2 separate regions of the Mus musculus genome follow, and region 2 is linked to region 1. Evidence: chromatin loops called from intact Hi-C (ENCODE). Cell type or tissue: heart. All regions are shown on one strand.

What was found. A loop is a pair of places that touch in the nucleus more often than their neighbours do. Peaks named below come from ENCODE experiments on the same cell type or tissue, not always from the same donor. Only the 100,000 strongest peaks of a DNase experiment are listed, where the experiment ranks them.
Region 2: a loop joins it to region 1, with 2.7 times the contacts of the local background. A loop is called at or near these places in 1 of 42 quality-filtered maps.

Annotation. Positions count from the first base shown.
Region 1 is chr11:86,567,402-86,569,901 of GRCm38, forward strand. It overlaps a transcript of Tubd1 not described here. Among named protein-coding and RNA genes, the nearest start is that of Mir21a, 16 kb to the right of the region's middle. In heart, a CTCF peak has its summit at 1,190 (motif pointing right); a DNase peak (open chromatin) is centred at 1,620; H3K27ac peaks cover 390 bases.
Region 2 is chr11:86,618,094-86,620,593 of GRCm38, forward strand. All of the region lies in intron 7 of Vmp1 (vacuole membrane protein 1), which reads right to left. Gm51914 (a long non-coding RNA gene) reads left to right here. Exons shown (of 3, transcript XR_003949749.1): 2 at 159-307; 3 at 2,253-2,349. Among named protein-coding and RNA genes, the nearest start is that of Gm51914, 5.9 kb to the left of the region's middle. In heart, a CTCF peak has its summit at 1,449; no DNase peak of the experiment used is centred here.

The sequences.
Region 1 (2,500 bases):
TTCAGGTGCTCTGTCCACAGACATGAAGAAACACTTCATGTCTGTGGACAGAAAAAAAAAGCAATGCTTCTATAAAGAACATGGTTTGGGGACTGGAGAGATGGCTCGGTGGTTAAGAGCACTGGCTGCTCTTCCAGAGGTCCTGAGTTCAATTCCCAGCAACCACATGGTGGCTCACAACCATCAGTAATGGGCTGTGATGCCCTCTTCTGGGGTGTGTAAAGAAAGTAACAGTGTATTCATATAAAACAAACAAATACATCAATCTTTAAAAAGAAAAAAAAAGAAAGAAAGAACACCTTCTGTTGAGATGGGGTCTCAAACTGTTGGGCTCAAGATCCTGACTCGGCCTCCAGGGAGACTCTGCACCTTGGAGTCTGGTTTAAAGGAACTCGGCAGACATCGGCTGTAAGAGTCCAAGGAGAGGAATGTTCTGTTGCACTCCAGGTTTCTAAATCTTCCCTCTTTACAATGAAAAAGATTTACTAAACATGTTCTAAACTTCCACAGTTCAAATGAAAGCAACATAGACTTTTGAGTGTGTGTGCACTTTAAAAAAAGATTTCTTTTTATTTGTGTGTGTGTGTGGTGTGTGTGTGTGTATGTGTGTATATATATATATGTGTGTGTGTGTGTGTGTGTGTGTGTATGCGTGTCTGTTCATGTGTGCATGTGGACATGTATGAAGCTACCCATGGAGGCCAGAGGGAACATAGATGCTTTGGAGCTGGAGATGCAAGTGGGTTCTGACCCTCTACAAGTAGAGTAAGCAGGCCACCCCTGAGCCATCTCTCGGGCTCCAGAGTGGTTTTTTGTTTGTTTCTGTTTTTTAGACAGGGTCTCTGTAGTCCAAGATGGCCTGGAACTTGCTGTGATACTCCAGCCTCAGCATCAGCTTCCAAAGTGGTAAGCACTGTACTTGGTTTTTTGTTTTTTTCTTTGCTTTTTTGAAACAGGGTTTCTCTGTGTAGCCCTGGCTGTCCTGGAACTTACTCTGTAGACCAGGCTGGCCTCGACTCAGAAATTTGCCTGCCTCTGCCTCCCAAATGCTTGGATTAAAGGTGCGCTCCACCATGCCCGGCAAGCACTGTACTTGTTAAGCAATGAAGTGAACCACTCTACTTGGGTCTGAGAATTACAATTCTGTAAATATATTTGCCTTTGAAAATGATTGCTCTGAACCACAAGAGGGAGATGTTGTCAAATACTACACTGTGGCCATCGGTTCTGAAGACAGTGAGATCCTCTATGTAGCCATTTTTAAAAAGGCCAGGTGCAGCTGTGCCCTGGACTGAAGCACTCAGGTGACTGGGGCAGGAGGATCTGTTCAGTTTGGAGTTCTAGGAAAAAAGAAAAAAAGAGAGGGAGAGGGAGAGGGAGAGAGAAGGGGAAGGGAAAGGAAAGAAGAAATGCAGAAGGTGTGGCAAATGGCTGGAATCCTAGTTCTTGGGAGAGGGAGGTAAGAGGATCAGGAGCAATGGGCAGCCTTGAGCACACACCAAGCTCCAGGTCAGACAGGGTATACACACGGCAAGACCTTGTCTCAGACACCAGAGCCAGGTGCTGGAGACATGGCTCATCAGGTAAAAGCACTTGCTGCCAAGCCTGACAACTGAGACTCCTCCCTGGACCTACGTGATGGGCAAAGAGAAGCTACTCCTCTGATCACAATTGTGCCGTGGTATGTGTGTGCATGCCCCCACACACATTAGTGAAATATTTATTTTGAGACAGGGTCTCACTCTGCAGTCCTGGCTAGCCTTGAACTGTAGATCAGATTGATCTCAAACTCAAGAGATCCAACTGCCTCTGCCTCCTGAGTGTTGGGATTGAAGGTTGGGCTACCATACCCAGCTTTTTTTTTTTTTTTTTAAAGTAACAGGTAAATGTGATAATTGTGTACCTTTTGGAGGGGGTGGGGGTGGGGGTGGGGTTGATTGATTGATTGATTGAGACTCGGTTTCTCTGCAAAGCCCTGACTGTCCCGGTACTCACTTTGTAGACTAGGCTGCAAACACACAGAGATCCACCTGCCTCTGCCTCCTGTATGCTGGGATCAAAGGTGTGTGTCACCATGACTTTTTATTTTATTTTATTTTATTTTTTTTGAGACAGTGTTTCTCTGTGTAGCTTTAGCTGTCCTGGAACTTTGTCTATAGACTAGGCTGACTTCTAACTCAGAACTCAAGAGAGCTGCCTGTCTCTGCCTTTTGAGTGCTGGGATTAAAGAAGTTTATCACCACTGCCCAGCAAGACTACTAGGTTTTGAGCTGCTATAGAAGGAAGTTTACATGCTTTGTGGCAAATTTGAATTATATCTGTTTGTGTGAGTGAGTGAGTGTGTGTACATGCATGGGCATGCTTGTGCTATCTTGGAGGAGTTGACTCTGTGTCCAGAGGCCCACGGTCAGCTCATAAGACTTCATGGAGGGCACCTTTGCCAGGTTAGCCATCCTGTCAGCCCTTCAGTAAGAATCTCACAGCCAGGTGGTGGTGTCAC
Region 2 (2,500 bases), 51 kb after region 1:
GGTATTGTGGGCTATAGCAAAAACAGCACCTAAACCAGTATCAGTGATCAAACCTCAACTTAGCACAAAGAGAGTTTCATGGCACTTCACCCAAACTATACCTTCAAATATTAAATAGAAATTGGTGTTTTTTTTCCCCTGAAAATAAAATCTATGAGGCCTGTGAGACAGTTCAGTGGATAAAGGGAACTGTGGCCAATAGACAACCTACATTTGAGTCCCAAGAACCCAAATGATGGGAGGAGAAACCAACTTTACAAGCTGTTCCCTGATCTCGCCATGCAAGCTGTATGCATCCTCCCTGACAGTAAGTACATGCACAAATAAATATATAAATATGCAAAAATCATGTCAGGGCATGTGTGGTAGCATACACTGTAATCCTGGTATTGTGAGGCTTTGCTTTAAAAAAATGAAAAAAAATGTTATATGTAATTTACAATGAAGAACAAACATTTCAAGTGCTAAAATAGGAAGCTGTTAATCACAATCAGGCTTCCATGGCATACAGATGTAAAGTGTCACCAAATTTATTTTTGCATAGGAACAGGCAGTTCAAATATTTTCCAAACTCAAGTACATGAGCTGAGCTGAGGAAGGCAGTGTGTCAGAGAACTTGCTGAGCAAGCAGCAAGACAGAGTGGAAAGCCCAGGCTGGGAAAGCCCAGCAAAGCCATGCAGATTCACAACCCTAGTGTTGTGGAAGACAGAGTACACTGGGACCTGCTGTTCACCAGTCTCCAGATTCAGAGAGAGAGAGAGAGAGAGAGAGAGAGACAGACAGACACACACACACAGACACACCTCCTGTCAAAAGAAACAGGGCTGAAGTGATGGAGCCAGGATATCTGGTGCCTTCCTCTGGCCCCCAGCACACATACAGGGGTGTATATGTACTTGCCTGCACACAAGTATATACCACACATATACTCTTTTTTTTTTTTTTTTTTTTAAAGGCAGAGTCTCTCTATGTAGCTCTGGCTATCCTGAATCTTTTTACACAGACCAGTCTGATCTCAAAAAAAAAAAAAAAAAAAAAGTCACAAAGATCTGCCTGCTTCTGCCTTCTGAGTGCTGAGATTAAAAATGTGTGATATCATGCCTGGCTCATACAGATTCCTTTTTTAAATGGAGACAGAACAAATGTACACTATACACGTTAAAAATATACATTCTGATAGATTTTATAAAAATAAAAGGCGTGGGGGCTGGAGAGATGGCTCAGTGGTTAAGAGCACTGACTGCTCTTCTGAAGGTCCTGAGTTCAATTCCCAGCAACCATATGGTGGCTCACAACCATCTGTATCGAGATCTGGCGCCCTCTTCTGGAGTGTCTGAAGGCAGCTTCAGTGTACTTACATTAAATCAATCAATCAATCAATCAATCAATCAATCAATCTTAAAAAAAAAAAAAAAAAAAAGGGCATGCGCCACCACGTGGTGGCACACTCCTTTAATCCCAGCACTTGGGAGGCAGAGGCAGGTGAATTTCTGAGTTCGAGGCCAGCCTGGTCTACAGAGTGAGTTCCAGGACAGCCAGGGCTACACAGATTAACCCTGTCTTGAAACCACCAACCCCCCCCCAATAAAAAAATAAACGTGTTAATTACCATTGAGATGAGACACAGAACGTTACTCTAGGAAGTCAGTCTTTTACCAGAGCAATTACCCTCCTGAATGTTTAGAGCTACAGTTTTAGCTTTTCCTATTTTTGAGCTTAATGAGAACAGGATTACTGCAGAATGTCCTCTTGCAGGTCTGGCATTGTTAGCTCTACATTACATCTAGTGTTTCTTCCACGCTGTTAATGAATGTGGAGTAACCAAACTGCTAAAGTGATATGTGTTATTCTATTGTACGAATATACCACAATTTGTTCTAATGTTAGTATAATACTAAAGTTGTCAGTCTGAGATAATTATAAATAATACACAGTGGTGACACATGTCTTTAATCCCAGCATTTGGGAAGCAGAGGTAGGTGGACCTCTGTGAATTCAAGTCTATAGAGTAAGATCCAGTACAGCCAGGGCTACCCTGTCTCAAAAAACCAAAACCAAACCAAACCAAACCAAACCCAGTATCTCCCACAAGTACTATTACTATTACTTTGGATGGGGTCTTACTGTATAACCCAACCTTGTCTAAACCTGTTGGGTCTTTATGCATCACCCCCTAAGTGTTTGGATTACAGTAGTATCCTAACCATGTCTGGCTTACTCTAACTTAATACTCTTTTTGTTTTGTTTCCAGGGGATCTAAGACCTTCCATTGACTTCTATGACACTTGCACACATACATGAATACACATACTCAAACATACATTAATAAAAATAAAACAAATTCCTTTTAAAAAATGAGGCTGATGGTTTTGTTTCTTGAAACAGGGTCTCACTATGTAACCCTGGCTGCCTCAAATTCTCCATGTAGACCCAATCTGACCTCAAACTTACAGAGACCTGTTTACCTCTGTCTCCTAAGTGCCGAGATTAAAAATGTGT